2 separate regions of the Homo sapiens genome follow, and region 2 is linked to region 1. Evidence: read pairs that join two places in POLR2A ChIA-PET (ENCODE). Cell type or tissue: CD4-positive, alpha-beta T cell. All regions are shown on one strand. Links, peaks and the distances in the headings refer to the core of each region. The heading gives the core; the rest is flanking DNA.

Region 1 (9,946 bases), core at 765-8,764:
GTCACCCAGGCTGGAGTGCAATGGCATGATCTCAGCTCAGGGCAACCTCCGCCTCCTGGGTTCAAGAGATTTTCCTGCCCCAGCCTCCCGAGTAGCTAGGACTACAGGCGCGCGCCACCACACCCGCCTAATTTTTGTATTTTTAGTAGAGATGGGGATTCACCATGTTGCCCAGACTGGTCTCGAACTCCTGACCTCAAGTGATCCGCCTACCTTGGCTTCCCAAAGTGTGGGATTACAGGTGTGAGCCACTGCGCCCAGCCTAATCCCAGCACTTTGGGAGGCGGAGGTGGGCAGATTGCTCGAGGCCAGGAGTTCAAGACCAGCCTGGGCAACATAGCAAGACCCTATCTCTGCAAAACATTTTTAAAAATTAGCTGGGTGTGGTGGGGCATGCCTGGAGTCCCAGCTACTCCAGAGACTGAACTGGGAGGGTCACTTGAGCACGGGAGGTTGGGGCTGCAATGAGCCCAAATCGCACCACTGCACTCCAGCTTGGGCGATGCAGCAAGGCCCCATCTCAAAAACAAAAGTGTCTTTTTCAGACTCTCTTGAACATAACATCTGCCTGTTTCCCACATCAGTGAAATTAAGAGAAAAACAAGGCTAGGTGTGGTGGCTCACATCTGTAATCCCAGCACTTTGGGAGGCCAAGGCAGGCAGATCACCTGAGGTTAGGAGTTCGAGACCAACCTGGCCAACATGGTGAAACCCCGTCTCTACTAAAAATAAATAGATTAGCCGGGCGTGGTGGCAGGCACCTATAGTCCCAGCTACTCATGAGGCTGAGGCAGAAGAATCGCTTGAACCCGGGAAACGAAAGTTGCAGTAAGCCAAGATCGTGCCATTGCACTCCAGCCTGGGCAACAGAGCAAGCTCTGTCTCAAAAAAAAAAAGAAAGAAAAAAAGAAGAGACAAAAAAACACAAAAAAGAAACAAAAAAAATTTCTGACCTGGCGAACAGGAAGAAAAAAACATTTTAGCACCCATTCATCTTTATATGTTAAGGGAGTGGTGATTTTGCCACCTTCAAAAAATTAGCTTCCGGTCTTTCTATCTGGAATCAGAAAGGCAAGGGCCAGGACGGGGTGGGCTCTGGGCCAGGACGGGGTGGGCTCTGGGTGCCATCTGGCACCGGAGTTGGACACCAGGAGGCGCCTCTAACCGGGGTTAAATCCACCCGCAGGCTGGTGGCGTCTCGACCAGCCCAGGAATCCTGCATTCTGGCTCCCTTTGTGCCTCTGACGCCAGCCCCTTCGAGGAGCACCCCAGGGGCAAGGAAGGGCTTTCAGGCACTGCAGGTATGGGGTCTGGAATGTGCACTCACCCATTCCCCCTTCACCTCTCCCCTCAGGGCTCCCCAAACAGCCTCATTTTCCCCTTCACTTTCCTGGGTGACTTTCCCCTCCTGCACTCCCCCAAGCCCTGATTAGTGCTGGAGCCAGGAGCCCCAGACTCCGGAAGAACCCACACCTTGAGTTCTTTGCCAGGTTCTGCCACTTTTTGACTGTGTGACCGTCAAGTCCCTTCACCTTTCTGAGTCTCAGCCTGGGGCCGTGGCTCATGCCTGTAATCTCAGCACTTTGGGAGGCTGAGGCCAGCAGATCACTTGAGGTCAGGAGTTCAACACCAGCCTGGCCAACATGAAGAAACCTCGTCTCTACCAAAAGTACAAAAATTAGCCGGGTGTGGTGGTGCGCGCCTGTAATCCCAGCTACTCGGGAGGCTGAGGCAGGAGAATCGCTTGAACCCGGGAGGCGGAGGTTGTAGTGAGCCGAGATCACGTCACTGCACCCCACCCCAGCCTGGGCGACTGAGTGAGACTCTGTCTCAAAAAACAAAACAAAACAAAACAAAACAAAACGGGAGGCTGAGACAGGAGAATCACTTGAACCTGGGAGGTGAAGGTTGTAGTGAGCTGAGATCATGTCACTGCACCCCACCCCAGCCTGGGCAACTGAGACTCTGTCTCAAAAAAAAAAAAAATTAAAACCTTTCTGAGCCTCAGTTTCTCTGTCTGTTACATTGGGATCCCCACTCCCCCTCAGTGTGAGTTCAGGAGCCTAAGAATAAGGGACATACCAATTTTTTTTTTTTTTTTTTTTTTTGAGATGGAGTCTCGCTCTGTCGCCCAGACTGGAGTGCAGTGGTGCGATCTCGACTCACTGCAAGCTCCGCCTCCCGGTTCACACCATTCTCCTGCCTCAGCCTCCGGAGTGGCTGGGACTGCAGGCACCCGCCACCATGCCCGGCTAATTTTTTGTGTTTTTTAGTAGAGACGGGGTTTCACCGTGTTAGCCAGGACGGTCTCAACTCCTGACCTCATGATCCGCCCGCCTCGGCCTCCCAAAGTGCTGGGATTACGGGCGTGAGCCACCGCGCCTGGCGGGACATACCAATGTGACTAGGAGCTGCGCTTGTGTGCTGGGGGCAGAGCAGTGGGAACCCAAGTCCTGCCATCCCCCGTCCTCTCTGTCCCTCCCTAGCTCCCCTCTCCCAGGGACAGAGGCGTCATTAAATGTGGCTTTTCCTGACAGTTATTGGCCGGGCGCTGTGGCTCACGCCTATAATCCCAGCACTTTGGGAGGCCGAGGCAGGTGGATCACCTGAGGTCAGGAATTCAAGACCAGCCTGGCCAATATGGCGAAACCCCATCTCTACTAAAAATACAAAAATTAGCCAGGCGTGGTGGCGGGCGCCTGTAGTCCCAGCTACTCGGGGGGCTGAGGCAGGAGAATCGCTTGAACCTGGGAGGCAAAGGTTGTAGTGAGCCGAGATCACGTCACTGCACCCCACCCCAGCCTGGGCGACTGAGTGAGACTCTGTCTCAAAAAAAAAAAAAAATTAAAGCCTTTCTGAGCCTCAGTTTCTCTGTCTGTTACATTGGGATCCCCACTCCCTCTCAGTGTGAATTCAGGAGCCTAAGGATAAGGGACATACCAATTTCTTTCTTTTTTTTTTTTTTTGAGACGGAGTCTTGCTCTGTCACCCAGGCTGGAGTGCAGTGGCGCGATCTCGACTCACTGCAAGCTCCGCCTCCCGGGTTCACACCATTCTTCTGCCTCAGCCTCCCGAGTAGCTGGGACCACAGGCGCCCGCCACCATGCCCAGCTAATTTTGTCTTTTTTAGTAGAGACGGGGTTTCACCATGTTAGCCAGGATGGTCTCGATCTCCTGACCTCGTGATCCGCCCGCCTTGGCTGGCGGCGGGGATTACAGTGCTGGCGGCGGGGATTACAGTGCTGGGATTACAGGCGTGTAATCCCATTACAGGGAGGCTGAGGCAGGAGAATCCAGCTTGAACCCAGGAGGTTCAAGCTGCTTGAACTCCTGCTTGAACCCAGGAGGCAGAGGTTGCAGTGAGTCAAGATCCGCCACTGCACTCCAGCCTGGGCAACAGAGCAAGCGAGACTCCGTCTCAAAAAAAAAATACTTTGGGAGGCTGAGGCGAGCGGATCACCTGAGGTTAGGAGTTTGAGACCTGCCTGACCAACATGGAGAAACCCTGCCTCTACTAAAAATACAAAATAAGCCTGGCGTGGTGGCACATGCCTGTAATCCCAGCCACTCAGGAGGCTGAGGCAGGAGAATCACTTGAACCCAGGAGGTGGAGGTTTCGGTGAGCCAACATCGCGCCATTGCACTCCAGCCTGGCCTGGGCAACAAGAGCGAAACTCCGTCTCAAAAAAAAACAACAACAAAAAAAAAAAACAAAAAAACACAGTTATTCTTGCCTAAGCCTTTCTCTCCTGCCTCCACCTTCCCCCGCCTCGACCTGGCACGACCACTTCTCCTGGCAGGGCCCTGACACTTTGCCCATGAACTTCTGTTTCAAAAAGAAAGAAAAGAAATGCAAGAAGGAAATCTTGCCAGCTGCGCATGCCGGAGGGGCTGCGTCGTCGCGACCAGGAAGCAAGCGAAGCCTACCCAGCTGGTTTCCTGCCTGAGTCAACGGTGGCTGGGGGTGCTGCAGGGGGCTGGCAGAAGGGAGGGACCCTCAGAAAGCTAGGGTGGAGATATCCACGAGCTGGGGGTCCTTGTCTCCACCTTCATCTGAGCCCCCAGGGTAGCCCCATCTTCCACGGGTTGAGAGCACACGTGGTTTGGGGTCAGGAGCTGTACATGCCTAGACAGTGAGCTCACGCTGGGCGCGGGCAGGATCAATCTGGCTTCCATTTCCCCAAAGCCCAAGCTTGCTGGCTTTACTGAGAAGGAAGGACGCAGGTGGTTGGAACTACCCCCATCAAACTCCTTTTTTTCCTCTTTTTTTTTTTTTTTTTTTTTTTTGAGACAAGAGTCTTGCTATATTGTCCAGGCTGGTCTTGAACTCCGAGGCATAAGCGATCCTACCTCCTCTGCCTTTCAAGTAGATGGGACTGGCTGGGCACAGCCCCTCACACCTGTAATCCCAGCACTTTGGGAAGCCAAGGTGGAAGGATCGATCGCTTGAGCCCAGGAGCTCAAGATCAGCCTGGCCAACATAGTGAGACCCCATCTCTTTTAAAAAAATTGTTTTAAAAAATTAGCCAGGCATAGTGCTACACGCCTGCAGTCTCAGCTACTCACGAGGCTGAGGCAGGTGGACCACTTGAGCCCGGGAGGTTGAAGCTGCAGCAAGTCGTGATCACGCCATTGCACTTCAACCCACGCAACAGAGCAAGACCCTGTCTCAAAACAGGGTTAGCTGTTTGAAGGCAGGGCGTAGTGGCTCCCACCTGTAATCCCAGCACTTTGGGAGGCGGAGGAGCGTGGATGACCTGATGTCAGGAGTTCGAGACCAGCCTGGCCAACATGGTGAAACCCCATCTCTACTAAAAATACAAAAATTAGCCGGGTTTGCCCTGTGATCCCAGCTACTCAGGAGGCTGAGGCAGGAGAATAGCTTGAACCCGGGAGGCGGAGGCTGTAGTGAGCTGAGATCGCTCCACTGCACTCCAGCCTGAGCAACAGAGCAAGACTCTCTCTCTGTCTGTCTCTCTCTCTATATATATATGTTAGTATCTATTGTTAGAGAATTAAATAAGACATTCTCACCCTCTGATACCCCATTCTGTGTTCCTCCTAAAGTCTACCCACTGGCCTAGAGTGACTTCTCTGATTCAGCATTACAGGACGTACATTGGAGCCCTTTCAAAGCTAGACTTAGCCGACATAGCCACGTATCAGATGCTGAAGAGGGCTGCTGGGAAAAGCCAGCCCTGAGGTCCTGTTTGCAAGGGGAGCACCAGAAAGACATGCTTTTCATTTTTGTTCTGTCTTGGTTTGTTTTTTCTTGAGACGAGGTCTGGCTCTGTCGCCCAGACTGGAGTGCAGTGGCGCAATCATGGCTCACTGCAGCCTCAACCTTCTAGGCTCAAGCAATCCTCCCACCACAGCTTCCTGAGTAGCTGGGACTACAGATGCGCACCACCACACCCGGTTAATTAAAAAAAAAAAAAATTTAGGCCAGGCACAGTGGCTCACACCTGTAATCCCAGCACTTTGGGAGGCCGAGGCAGGCAGATAACCTGAGGTCAGGAGTTTGAGACCAGCCTGGCCAACATGGTGAAACCCCGTCTCTAGTAAAAATACAAAAATTTTCTGGGTATAGTGGCGCTCGTCTATAGTCCCAGTTACTCGGGAGGCTGAAACAGGAGAATTGCTTGACCCTAGGATGTGGAGCTTGCAGTGACCTGAGACTCGCCACCGCACTCCAGCCTGGGCAACAGAGCAAGACTCCATTTCAAAATAAATAAATAAACTAATAAATAAATAGGCCAGGTGCAGTGGCTCACGCCTGTAATCCCAGCACTTTGGGAGGCCGAGGTGGGTGGATCACAACGTCAGGAGTTCGAGACCAGCCTGGCTAACACGGTGAAACACCGTCTCTATTAAAAATACAAAAAAATTAGCCCGGTGTGGTGGCACATGCCTGTAAACCCAGCTACTCGGGAGGCTGAGGCAGGAGAATCACTTAAACCCGGGAGGCAGAGGTTACAGTGAGCCAAGATCGCACCACTGCACTCCAGCCTGGGCTACACAGCAAGACTCCATCTCAAAAATTAAAAAATAAATAAATAAATAAACATCAAATAAATTTTTAGAAATGGGGGAGGGGGGTCTCGCTATATTGCCCAGCCTGGTCTTGAACTCCTGGACTCAAGCAATCCTCCCACTTCAGCTTCCCCAAGTGCTGGGATTACAGGTGTGAGCCACTGCACCCGGCCATCCTTTGCTTGAACTCCTCCCTGTGTCTCCTCTGACCCCAGTTACTCACTCCCCATAAGTCTAAATCCTATGCAAGGAGATACCCCAGTAAGTCTAGGGCTCCAAAGCAGCCCCCAGTTGACTTCCACTAGTCCAGCTCCTACTGCTGGGTGACCTCAAGCAAGTGGCTCAGCCTCTCCAAGCCTCAGTTTCCTCCTCTAAGAAATGGAAGTGACAGTCCCCACTTTGCAACACTGTTTGACGGCTTATACTTCAGCGTTTATCTCCATAGCTACGGGCATTGCATGAGCACTCAACACATTATTATTATTGCTATTTCTGTTGCTATCACTGTGGCAGGCTGTGGTTTCTCAAGACGGGCACTGTCTAACAGAAATACAACTCAAGCCGGATGTGGTGGCTCACGCCTGTAATCCCAGCAATCTGGGAGGCCGAGGCGGAAGGATTGCTTGAACTCAGGAATTCAAGACCATGGGCAACACAACAAGACTTCCTCTCTATCAAAATTCAAAAAAATTGGCCAGGCATGCTGGCTCACACCTGTAATCCTCACACTTTGGGAAGCAGAAGCAGGCAAATCACCTGAGGTCGGGAGTTCCAGACCAGCCTGACCAACATGGAGAAACCCCGTCTCTACTAAAAATACAAAAATTAGAAGGGCATGGTGGCGGGTGCCTGTAATCCCAGCTACTTGGGAGGCGAGGCAGGAGAATCGCTTGAACCCGGGAGGTGGAGGCTGCGGTGAGCCGAGATCACGCCATTGCACTCCAGCCTGGGCAACAAAAGCGAAACTCCGTCTCAAAAAAAAAAAAAAATTAACCAGGGATGGTGGCTCACGCCTGTAATCCCAGGACTTTGGGAGGCCAAGGCAGGTGGATCACTTGAAGTCAGGAGTTCGAGACCAGCCTGGCCAACATGGTAAAACCCCATCTCTATTAAAAATGCAAAAATTGGCCGGGTGTGGTGACGCACACCTATAGTCCCAGCTACTTGGGAGGCTGAGGCAGGAGACTTGCTTGAACCCAAGGTTCAAGTGAGGTTGCAGTGAGCCGAGATCGCGCCACTGCACTCCAGCCTGGTGACAGAGCGAGACTCCGGCTCAAAAAAAAAAAAAACAAAAAACAAAAAAGGAAAAAAAGAAAGAAATACAACTTGAGACACATATATACTTTTATTTATTTATTTATTTACTTATTTATTTTTGAGATAGCATCTCACTGTGTTGCCTAGCCCAGTCACAAACTCCTGGACTCAAGTGCTGCTCTCCGCTCAGCCTCCCAAAGTGCTGTGTTTACAGGGACCAACCACTGTGCCCTGCCACATATGTTATTTTATTTTATTTTACTTTATTTATTTATTTTATATATATATATATATATTTTTTTTGAGATGGAGTCTCACTCTTTCACCCAGGCTGGAGTGCAGTGGTGCGATGTTGGCTCACTGCAACCTCTGCCTCCCAGGTTCAAGCGATTCTCCTCCCTCAGCCTCCCACGTAGCTGGGATTACAGGCACGCACCACCATGCCTGGCTAATTTTTTGTATTTTTAGTAGAGACAGGTTTCACCATGTTGGCCAAGCTGGTCTTTTTTTTTTTTTTTCTTTTTTTGAGACGGAGTCTCGTTCTGTCGCCCAGGCTGGAGTGCAACACTGTGATCTCAGCTTACTTCAACCTCCACCTCCCGGGTTCACGCCATTCTCCTGCCTCAGCCTCCCAAGTAGCTGGGATTACAGGCACCCGCCACCAGGCCCAGCTAATTTTTTGTATTTTTAGTAGAGACGGGGTTTCACTATGTTGGCCAGGCTGGTCTCAAACTCCTGACCTTGCGATCCGCCCTCCTCGGCCTCCCAAAGTGCTGGGATTACAGGAGTGAGCCACCGCGCCCCGCCTAAGCTGGTCTTAAACTCCTGACCTCAGATGATCTGCCCGCCTCGGCCTTCCAAAGTGCTGGGATTACAGCCCTGAGCCACTGTACCCAGCCTACATACGTAATTTAAATGTCCTGAAACCATGTAAAAGAAAATATATGAAATCAATTTTAATAATGTATTTTATTAAACCAAGTTTATCTAAAATATAATTTCAACATGTTAACAACACTAAACATTTGCTTTCTTTTGTTCTGTCTTTTTTTTTTTTTTTTTGAGACAGAGTCTCACTTTGTTGCCCAGGCTGGAGTGCCGTGGTGCAATCTTGGCTCACTGCAAACTCCGCCTCCTGGGTTCAAGTGATTCTCCTGCCTCAGCCTCGCAAGCAGCTGGGATTACAGGCGCCCGCCACCACGCCCAGCTGATTTTTGTTTTGTTTTGTTTTGTTTTGTTTTTTGAGGCGGAGTCTTGCTCTATTGCCCAGGCTGGAGTGCAGTGGCGCGATCTCAGCTCACTGCAAGCTCCACCTCCCGGGTTCACGCCATTCTCCTGCCTCAGCCTCCGGAGTAGCTGGGACTACAGGTGCCCGCCCCCACGCCAGGCTAATTTTTTTGTATTTTTAATAAAGACGGGGTTTCACCGTGTTAACCAGGATGGTCTGCATCTCCTGACCTCATGATCCGCCCGCCTCGGCCTCCCGAAGTGCTGGGATTACAGGCGTGAGCCACTGTGCCCGGCCCTAATTTTTGTATTTTTAGTAGAGACGGGGTTTCACCATGTTGGCCAGGCTGGTCTTGAACTCCAGACCTCAGGTGATCCGCCTGTCTCAGTCTTCGAAAGTGCTGGGATTACAGGTGTGAGACACCTTGCCCGGCCTCGTTTTCTGTTTTTTTGTTTGTTTGTTTGTTTTCCTGAGACGGTCACACTGTCACTCCGGCTGGAGCACAGTGATACAATCATATCTCACTGTAGCCTGAACCTCTTGGGCTCGAGAGATCCTCCTGTCACAGCCTCCAGAGTAGCTGGGACTACTGGCTTGTGCCACCACGCCCAGCTGATTTTCTTATTTTTTAATAGAGATGGGTTTTCGCCATGTTGCCCATGCTGGTCTCAAACTCCTGGGCTCAAGTGATCTTCCCACCTCACCATCCCAAAGTGCTGGGATTCCAGGCGTGAACCACCGCGCCTGGCCAAAACATTCTTTTTTTTTTTTTTTTGGAGTCTCACTCTGTCCCCCAGGCTGGAGTGCAGTGGCGCAATCTTGGCTCACTGCAACCTCTGCCTCCTGGGTTCCCACCATTCTCCTGCCCTAGCCTCCCTAGTAGCTGGGACTATAGGCGCCTGCCACCATGCCCGGCTAATTTTTTGTATTTTTAGTAGAGAAGGGGTTTCACTGTGTTAGCCAGGATGGAAAACATTCTTAATGAAATATTTTAGGCCGGGCGTGGTGGCTCACGCCTGGAATCCCAGCACTTTGGGAGGCCAAGGCAGGCAGATCATAAGGTCAGGAGTTTGAGACCAGCCTGCCAATATGGTGAAACCCCGTCTCTACTAAAAATGCAAAAGTTAGTCAGGCGTGGCGGTGGGTGCCTGTAGCCCCAGCTACTTGGGAGGCTGAGGCAGAATAATCACGTGAACCTGGGAGGCAGAGGTTGCAGTGAGCTGAGATCACTCCATCTCAAAAAAAAAAAAAGAAATATTTTTCCTTGTTCCCTTCCTGCTATGTCTCCAAAATCCACTCTGTATTTTACCTTTCCAGCACAACCTAATTTCAGCCAGTCCCATTTCAAGGGCTCAGAGACCACTTGTGGCCATTGGTGACCATACTGGACAGTGCAGGTCTGCAGGGGAGTTTAACTAATTGAGGGGG
Region 2 (9,946 bases), core at 1,290-9,289, 95 kb before region 1:
TTCTTTATATATTCCGAATATGAGTCCTTTGAGACAAGACATAATGCAAATGTCTTCTCCCAGTTTGTGGCTTGACTTTTCACTCTCTTCACGGGATCTCTGATGAATAAAAGTTCTTAATTTTAATAAAGTCTAATTAATCAGTATTTTACTTTATGATTAGTGCTTTTTGGGATCTGATTCGGCTTATCCAAGCCAAATAATATGTCTTCTCCTTGAAATTCACAAAAGCGCACCCAAATGTTAGGTGTTTTTATTAGCAAAATTTCAAAAATGTTGATTTATTACTTTTTACTCAAAAAAAGCGAAGACATTTTTCTGTTATTATTTCTTTGTAATAAAAGACTATATAAGAGTCTACAATTCTTATTGTCTGTTTGTTTGTTTGTTTTTGAGACAGAGTTTTGCTCTATTACCCAGGCTGCAGTGCAGTGGCATTATCTCAGCTCACTGCAACCCCCGCCTCCTGGGTTCAAGCGATTCTCCTGCCTCAGCCTCCTGAGTAGCTGGGATTACAGGTACATGCCACCACATCTGGCTAATTTTTTTATATTTTTAGTAGAGACAGGGTTTCACCATGTTGGCCAGGCTGGTCTCAAACTCCTGACCTCAGGTGATGCACCCACCTCAGCCTCACAAAGTGCTGGGATTACAGGTGTGAGCCACCATGCCCCGCCTGTTTGTTTTTTTTGAAATGATCTCACTCTGTCACCAAGGCTGGAGGGGAGTGGTGCCATCATAGCTCACTGCAGCCTCAACCTCCCAGGCTCAAGCAATCTTCCCAACTCAGCCACCTGAGCAGCTGGGACTACAGGCAGACACTACTATGCCTAGCTAATTTTTTTTTATTTTTTGTACATACAGGGTCTCACTATGTTGCCTAGGCTGAACTTCTGGGCTCATGCAATTCTCCCACCTCAGCCTCCCAAAGTGTTAGAATTACAGGCCTGAGCCACCGCACCCAGCCTACAACTCTTATAGCAATGTTGCCTTCAAAGGCAGTTTGGGCCACGTGCCATTTTTGCCTCTGTCCCTGCCTTCTTAACCTACACCCTGTAGAAGGTGCAACTCCACTGTAAGAACAACTGCAGCTCCTCAAATATCCCATGTGCTGCCTACATTTCCCAGTATCCCTTGCGCTTTGATTAGCATCATGTGATTAGTTTTGGCCAATGGGCTGTGAGCATAAATGATGCATGCCATTTCCAGACTGAGGCAGTGAAAAACTGGCATTCCTCCTCTCTCCCTCTTCCCCCTGCCCAATAACCTTGGAAACCATATGTTCTAGATGGGAGAAGAGGGCTGGCCAACCTATCTCAGACTGTGTATGAGTGAGAAATAAGCCTTTGTTTTATTAAGCCACTAGATTTCAGGACTTAACTATTGCAGCAGCTGGCATTCCTTAGTCTAACTAATACCCAAGGAGAATCAGAACAGCCATTAATAGGAACTACCAAAACTCTGCAAGTTGAATGCATGTCCTGACAGTTCCTTTGTCCTCAGCTCAGTACTGAGGTTATCTTTGGCAAAGTTCTCCATCACTGATTTTCTTAGGTCAGATTCTCCCAAAAGCAGTCCCTGAGACAAGGATCTGGGTGCAAATAATTTATTAAGAAGTGTTCCCTTCTCAGCAAACTATCGCAAGGACAGAAAACCAAACACCGCCTGTTCTCACTCATAGGTGGGAATTGAACAATGAGAACACTTGGACACAGGAAGGGGAACATCACACACCAAGACCTGTCATGGGGTAGGGGGAGGGGGGAGGGATAGCATTAGGAGATATACCTAACGTAAATGATGAGTTAATGGGTGCAGCACACCAACATGGCACATGTATACATATGTAACAAACCTGCACGTTGTGCACATGTACCTTAGAACTTAAAGTATAATAATAAAAATAAAAAATAAAAAAAAAAGAAGTGTTCCTAGCTGGGCGCGGTGGCTTACACCTGTAATCCTAGCACTTTGGGAGGCTAAGGCGGGTGGATCACCTGAGGTCAGGAGTTCAAGACCAGCCTGGCCAACACGGCGAAACCTCGTATCTACTAAAAATACAAAAATTAGCCGGGTGTGGTGGTGGGTGCCTGTAATCCCAGCTACTTGGGAGGCTGAGGCAGGAGAATCACTTGAACCCATAAGGCGGAGGTTGCAGTGAGCCAAGATCACACCACTGCACTCCAGCCTGAGCGACAGAGTGAGATGTGGTCTCAAAAAACAAAAAAAAAGAAAAAAGAAGTATTCCCAGGGTAATCAATAAGGGGATGGTGGGGAAAGCAGGACAGGGAAAACAAAGAAGCAAAACAAACATTCAATACCAAGTGAAGTTTCACACCCAGACTGTTCCAGCCAGGGACCCCTGGAGCGCAAACTATACCCCAAAGCTGGTCCCACCTAGAGACAAAGGAGAAGGGCTTTGGACCCTGTATTCATCAGCTTGGGCTGCTACAACAAAATGCCACAGACTTAGTGACTTAAGAGAAATTTATCCTCTCACAGTTTTGGAGGCTGAGAAGTTCAAGTTCAAGGTGCCAGCAAAGTCAATGTCTGCAGAGGGCTCTCCCCTTGGGCTATAGACAACTACCTTCTCATGTGTCCCCACATGGCCTTTCTCTCATGCATGAAGAGAGAGACAGAAACAGAAGTAACTCTCTGGTGTCTCTCTCTCTCTATTTTTGTTTGTTTGTTTGTTGTTTGTCTGTTTTGAGACAGAGTCTCACTCTGTCGCCCAGGCTGGAGTGCAATGGCGCAATCTCGGCTCACTGCAACCTCTGCCTCCCAAGTTCAAGTGATTCTCCTGCCTCCGCCTCCCAAGTAGCTGGGATTACAAGCATGCATCACCGCGCCTGGCTAATTTTTGTATTTTTAGTGGAGATGGGGTTTCACCATCTTGGCCAGGCTGGTCTCAAACTCCCGACCTCAAATGATCCACCCTCCTCGGCCCCTCAAAGTGCTGGGATTACAGTCATGAGCCACTGTACCCGGCCTCTCTCTCTCTTTTTAAGAGACAGGGTCTTGCCCTATTGCCCAAGCTGGAGTGCAGTGGTAGAATCATAGCTCACTGCAGCCTTTAATTCCTGGGCTCAAAGAATTCTCCCACCTCAGCGTCTCCAGTAGCTATGATTACAGATGTACACTACCACACCTGGCTAATTATTTTTTCATGTATTTTTGTAGAGATGGTCTCACTATGTTGCCTAGGCTGGTCTCAAACTCCTGGGCTCAAGCAATCCTTCCACCTCAGCCTCCCAAAGCACTGGGATTACATATGCCAGCCACCGCACCTTGGTCTGCTGCCTCTTTTTATAAGGATGCTAATCCTATTGGATCAGGGCCCCACCCTGAATACTTCATTTAACTTAATTGCCTCCTAAAAGTCTTATCTCTGAATACAGTCACATTGTGGGGCACAGGGATTTGGAGGGCACACAAACATTTAGTCCATAACTGACCCCTAAACCTATTGATGATTGGCTGCCAGGGAAGGTTGAGCAAGGTAGGCTCCAAGGCACTCTGGCCCTCCATATGGGCAGGGCAGCTCCAGGGCCCAAGAACAACCTCTGAAGGTCACAGGTGTGAGCAGGTAGCATGTAAGCATTAAGAAACCAGGGGATGGATGCACTGAGGTGGGGTGAGGTCCGGGTGTGGCTGCCCACACTGCCTGCTACTCTGATGCTGTATCAGCAAGAAACAGCTTATACATTTCTGTTGTAATGGGGGAAGCAAACTTTAATCATACATCTGCAGATTTCTCTCACTCTACGCCAGCCTGCAGATGTCTTCTGCTAGAGTTAAAAATTTCCACGGAATTATCTCCAATCTCCTCTCACAGCCTGGTAATTTGGCCAAAAGAAATCCCAGATGTTTCAAAGAATCCCTAATAGTGACTGTAGGGCTTTGATTTCTCCTCATCCAGTTGGTCCCAGGGCACTGCCAAGCCCTGGTTGGTGTCCTTGTCAAATTGCTCCGAGAGTGAGCAAAAAAACGGAGAAACTTGTGCCCAAAACCCAATCAAGCATTTGTCTTAAAAGCACACTCGCCTTGAAAGCCAGCCAACTTCTGTGAAATAGAAAAGAATCCATTTTCTGCTTCTATTTCTTGGCCCTTGAACAGGCAGTGACTCAAGACTCAAGTCAGTGGTTGGTGCAGCTGCAATGAGACATCCGTCAGTGAGCTGGCATCTCTGACAATGGCGTGTGCCCACAGAGAGGCTGTGACTCAGGAGGGCAGGTGGCACTCCATGATCCCCCAAAGCAGCCAAGCCAGGTGGGGTGCCAAGCATCCCAGGTGCTCCTGAGCTGGAAGACCGACAGTTTTCTACCAGTTGAAGTCGTGTTTGGCAAAGAAACCGTTCAGCCCTTTAACAGATATTGACAGCCTGCTAGTTTCCAAAATGGGGTCAAAAGATGGAGATTCTCCTTTGATGGTGTCAGCGGGTGCATAATGGATGTGTGGATGTTCTTTGTGCTCAGAAACGTCTGCCGTTCCATCCAGTTGCATGCTGAAGGGAGGTGGGGAGCTGCCAACTCCTCCACGACCCATTTCAAAGTATTAAAAGAATTGTTAGCAATTCCAGGTTGCTGGTGAAAACATCTCCTTGGTTTTCTTTCCCCCACTTCAAATCACAAACCAACCCAACCATTTCTAGAATACACAGCTCTACTGGGGTCCTATTCCATGTGCTATAGGAGACTGCAAAACAAAGTCTTTTTTCTTTTTTTTTTTTTTTTTTTTTGAGACAGGTTCTCACTCCGTCCCCTACGCAGGAGTGCAATGGTGCAAACATAGCTCACTGCAGCCTCAACCTCCTGGGCTCAAGTAATCCTCATACCTCAGTCTCCTGAGTAAGACAAAATTTTACTGGGGCAATTTCAACTCTTCGTAAGGTTTTACCTTTTGAACTTGTGCTTTCCTTTTTTTTTTAAGATGGAGTTTCACTCTTGTGTCGCCCAGGCTGGAGTGCAGTGGCACAATCTCGCCTCACTGAAACCTCCGCCTCCCTGCTTCAAGTGATTCTCCTGCCTCAGCCTCCTGAGTAGCTGGGATTACAGGCGGCTGCCACCATGCCAGGCTAATTTTCGTATTTTTAGTAGAGATGGGGTTCCACCATGTTGGCCAGGCTGGTCTCCAACTCCTGACCTCAGACGATCCATCCGCCTCAACCTCCCAAAGTGCTGGGATACAGGCATGAGCCACCATGCCCAGCCTTAAGCCACCGTGCCCAGCCTGCTGTCTTTATTATTATTATTTAGAGACAAGGTCCCACTCTGTTGCTCAGGCTACAGTGCAGTGGCACAATCATAGCTCATCGTAACCTCAAACTGCTGGGCTCAAGTGATCCTCCCACCTCAGCCTCCAGAGGAGCTGGGACTACAAGCACACACTACCTCACTGGGCTCATTTATTTTTTATTTTTTAGAGATAGGGTCTTGCTTGTTGCCCAGGCTGGTCTTGGACTCCTGACCTCAAGCAATCCCCCTGCCTTGGCCTCTAAAAGTGCTGGGATTACAGGCATGAGCCACTGCACCCGGCTTAAGTTATACTTTCTACACACACACACACACACACACACACACACAAATAATCATGTTCGAGTTGCATAGACTTAAGAAGCTCAATCTACTTACCTACTTTGAGAATGTCTTAATTTGAATTCCCCCAGGAGCCAAGCCTGCGACAAGGATTTGAGGATAAGTAGACTATTTAGGAAATAGCCCCTAGGAAGCATCGGTAGAGAATAAGCAAGAAAGAGGGGAAGAGAAGGCAGCTAGCAAAGGATACATCCTTAGTGAGTTACTGCTGTGGGCAATAAGGGCTTAATCCCCTGGGAAATGGGAGGTGGAAATCCACCTGACAGTTATCCCACTGGAGGGGCAAGGGAGCTGGAGGATGGATCCGTGACCTCTGTCAGTCATTAGCAGGAAGACGGCACCTGGGGGACTTAGATTCCCCAGCACTTCTGGCTGTCACAGTGAAGACAAAACAGACCCTGGCTGCAAGAGAAAGCCCCCAGGGAAAGAAAGGCAGGTGCTCAGAGCAGGTCTTGGGAGCCGGAAATGAAGCTAATGTTTGCTAAAGTGATGAGGGTGAGGGAATAGGTGTGACCTTGAGTTGCTGGGGATGAAAATCTTGCTACATGAGCAGTACTAGGCTTTTGTGACCCAACAATAGAGAAATAGAAACCAAAAGACTCCATGGATCAGGTAGAGTTAACTTACAGAGAAAAAAAGCCTTTTTTTTTTTTTGAGACAGAGTTTCGCTCTTGTTGCCCAGGCTGGAGTGCAGTGGTGGGATCTCAGCTCACTGCAACCTCCGCCTCCCGGGTTCAAGCGATTCTCCTGCCTCAGCCTCCTAAGTAGCTGGGATTACAGGTGCCTGCCACCACGCCCGGTAATTTTTTGTATTTTTAGTAGAGATGGGGTTTCACCATGTTGGCCAGGCTGGTCTCAAACTCCTGACCTCAGGTCATCCACCCGCCTCGGCCTCCCAAAGTGCTGGGATTACAGGCTTAAGCCACCGTGCCTGGCCTAAAAAAGCCTGTTTAAAAATGTTTTAGGCTGGGCACGGTGGCTCAGGCCTGTAATCCCAGCATTTTGGGAGGCTGAGGTGGGTGGATCACCTGAGGTCAGGAGTTTAAGACCAGCCTGGCCAACATGGTGAAACCCAGTTTCTACTAAAAATACAAAAATTAGCCAGGTGTGGTGGTGCGTGCCTATAGTCCCAGCTACTCAGGAGGCTGAGTCAGGAGAATTGCTTGAACCTGGGAGGGCGGAGGTTGCAGTGAACCGAGATCGCACCATTGCACTCCAGCCTGGGCGACAAGAGTGAAACTCTGTCTCAAAACAAAAATAAAAATAAAAATAAAAATAAAAACCCTCCCATAGATGCTCCATACGCTCTAATTCTGTGTCTCCATCCACTGAAAGCAAAATTCCAAGGCTTTGGCTATGGTGGAGCCTCAAGATGGAAAGACCTTGGATTTCTGAAATCATGGGCCGATGATCATGAAAATGCACCTCTGGGATCTGCAAGAAGTGTGATTGAACAAGCACCCCAGCTGCTGGGCTCTGAAGTCCAGCACGTCATAGGAACTGAGGCCATGTTTCCCAAGGGCTGCTCCTCACCCGGGCCTGAGCAGAGCAGGGACACTGTGGCAAGCCAGGTCCTGAGAGACTCAGAAATCTTCTGGGACAAGCAACTTTGGCTCAATGGCCTGGCCAAAGTCTCTCAGAAATGTCCTGCAGTCTAAGATGCTTCCACCCCACCACAACTTCACATGAGCAAAATCTTCCTTCTATTGTCTCTTTTTTGTCAATTTCTGGTAAATAACTTCTATTGTCTTAAAACACACTGGAGTTAAGGGATTTAGGCGTTACAGCAGCAGTGGTTGCCTTAATTCATTAATACAGGAGGAAATTGAGGGGCCATTGCCCAAAAGGTTAAGTTCAAAACCACAACTCCAGGACTGCAATTCAGGGATCAGGAAGCTGATGCTGGCCGGCGCCTGTAATCCCAGCACTTTGGGAGGCCAAGGCAGGCAGATCACTTGAGGTCAAGGAGTTTGAGACCAGTCTGGTCAACATGGTGAAGTCCCGTCTCTACTAAAAATACAAATAACTAGCTGGGCGTGGTGGTGCATGCCTGTAATCCCATCTACTCAGGAGGCTGAGGCAGAGGTTGCAGTGAACTGAGATTGTGCCACTGCACTCCAGCCTGGGAGACAGAGCGAGACTCTGTCTCAAAAAAAAAAAAAAAAAAAAAAGAAAAAAGAAAGGCAGACAGGAAAAGGAAGCCAATAAAAGGTGTGATAATGAGCACTGTATTAGTTAGCTATTGCTGCATAACAAATTACCTCAAAACTTCAGTGACATTAAATAACACGTATCTATTATCTAATAGTTTCTGAGGGTCAGGAATCTGGGAACATCTTAGGTGGGTCCTCAGCTCTTGGGCCTGTCATAGGCTGCAATGTAAATACAAAAAAGAAATCATGAAAGTGACAAGCCCTCCTTCCCCTTGGGTAGATGACATTGGCTATATTTCTGGCTATACCACACCTTCCCATTAGCATTCAGACTTCCCTTTTTGGGGGGAATTGTCCAGCTGAAAGTTGTCTTAACACAAGGACTGTTCCCAACACTAGCCTCCCAGGGCAAGCCTGTGACACACACTTGGTCAACCCAAAGCTCATTGCTTTGGCTCCTAGGTGAGTGTCCCAGTGTCATTTGAGAATGTTTGTAGAACAGTGGCAGAGATGGCATGTAGTCAGAGCTGTTTGCCATGAGACCTTGGCTCTGAACTCTCTAGCTGGGATCCAAGGAGGAAGGTTTATCTAATACAGACATGCCAAGGATGAACCTCCTATGAACTTTTTATCCAGCGTGAATGCGCATGGAAGTTTGGCATAACACACAAGTGACCAGGAGAAGGGATGTGCTGAACTCTGCTAAAGGCTTTTCTCCCACAATATCAAGGAAGGAAACTGAACAGAGCTGGCTTTCAGGCCTAGAGACCTCCACCCTACCTGGCTCCTATCTTGGAGGAATACTGTCCCCAAGTGACGGGGAGAATTCCAAGGAACCTCTAGGTGCTAACATTGACACCTAAATTCATGGGTCTGCAGACTTCTACCATGGAATGCAATTGTCTTCACTTAGGTTCTCCCAGAAGTAGACAATGACCCAAGGACTCAATGGGCAAGTAGTTTGTTTAAGGGAGACGCCAGGAGATACCAGTAGGGGAATAGGGGTGTGACACAGAGAAGAGAGGGCAGTCCATAAAGGTGCATGATGAGCAAGTTACCTCTGTGGGCAACAGGGGTTCAGTCATGCTGGAAAATGCTGGGGACTGAGTGGAACACACACCTTAGAGTCATCCCACTTGAGGGGAGAGGGAGCTGGGGTATTTATCCACCAGCTCCCATTGGTCACTGATTAGGGGGGCTTATTAGGGAATGAAGAATGTGGCTGTTAATTCTCAGATACTTCCACTCTGCTATTCAGTCTTTGGCAGCTTTAAAGAAAGCCCTCAGGGGCCAAGCACAGTGACTCACACCTGTAATCCCAGCACTTTGAGAGACTGAGGCAGGAGGATCGCTTGAGCCCAGCAGTTTGAGACTAGTCTGGGCAACATAGCAAGACCCCATCTCTACTAAAAATGAAAAAAAAATTAGCCAGGCATAGCCCAGGCGTGGTGGCTCATGCCTATAATCCTAGCACTTTGGGAGGCCGAGGTAGGCAGATCACCTGAGGTCAGGAGTTCAAGACCAGCCTGACCACCATGGTGAAACGCCATTTCTACTAAACATACAAAAATTAGCTGGGCGTAGTGGCGTGCGCCTATAATCCCAGCTACTTGGGAGGCTGAGGCAGAAGAATCGCTTGAGCCCAGGAGGCAGAGATTGCAGTGAGCTGAGATCATGCCATTGCACTTCAGCCTGGGCAACAGAGCAAGACTCCATCTCAAAAAAAAAAAAAAATAGCCAGGCGTGGTAGCACACACCTGCAGTCTCAGCTACTCAGGAGGCTGAGGCGGATGGATAGCTTAAGCCTAGGAGCTCAAGGTTGCAGTGAGCTATGACTGTGCCACTGCACTTCGGCCTGGGTGACAGAGCAAGACCCTGTCCCAAAAAAAAGAAGAAAAGAAAGCAAGCAAGCTGTTGGGGGCCGAGTAGAGTGGCTCATACCTATAATCCCAGCACTTTGAGAGGCTGAGGTGGGAGGATCGCTTGAGCCCAGGAGGTCGAGGCTGCGATGAGCTATGATCACACCACTGTACGGAGCCTGGATGACAGAGCAAGACCCTGTCTCAAAAAAAAAAAAAAATCCCTTGGGCAAGAAGATACAAATACTGGTAGCTGGTAGTATCTTCCCAGGGTTAGGGCAATTCAACATTAGTATCAGCTACAACAATTTATAACCTTCATGGTATTCACTAGACCCCC

What was found. Peaks named below come from ENCODE experiments on the same cell type or tissue, not always from the same donor. Only the 100,000 strongest peaks of a DNase experiment are listed, where the experiment ranks them.
Region 2: POLR2A ChIA-PET joins it to region 1 with 11 read pairs; 3 of 35 experiments call an interaction of 5 or more read pairs at or near these places.

The regions. Positions count from the first base shown.
Region 1 is chr19:13,783,965-13,793,910 of GRCh38, forward strand. No RefSeq gene overlaps it. Among named protein-coding and RNA genes, the nearest start is that of ZSWIM4, 6.5 kb to the right of the region's middle. RefSeq lists enhancers at 1,895-2,856, 3,921-4,210. In CD4-positive, alpha-beta T cell, for the core only: a CTCF peak has its summit at 1,159 (motif pointing right); DNase peaks (open chromatin) are centred at 1,177, 3,907, 5,327 and 6,547; H3K4me3 peaks cover 1,294 bases; H3K27ac peaks cover 2,179 bases.
Region 2 is chr19:13,688,159-13,698,104 of GRCh38, forward strand. LOC105372284 (a long non-coding RNA gene) reads right to left here. Exons shown (of 7, transcript XR_001754028.1): 5 at 1-99. Among named protein-coding and RNA genes, the nearest start is that of YJU2B, 55 kb to the right of the region's middle. In CD4-positive, alpha-beta T cell, for the core only: no CTCF peak of the experiment used is centred there; no DNase peak of the experiment used is centred there; H3K27me3 peaks cover 1,371 bases.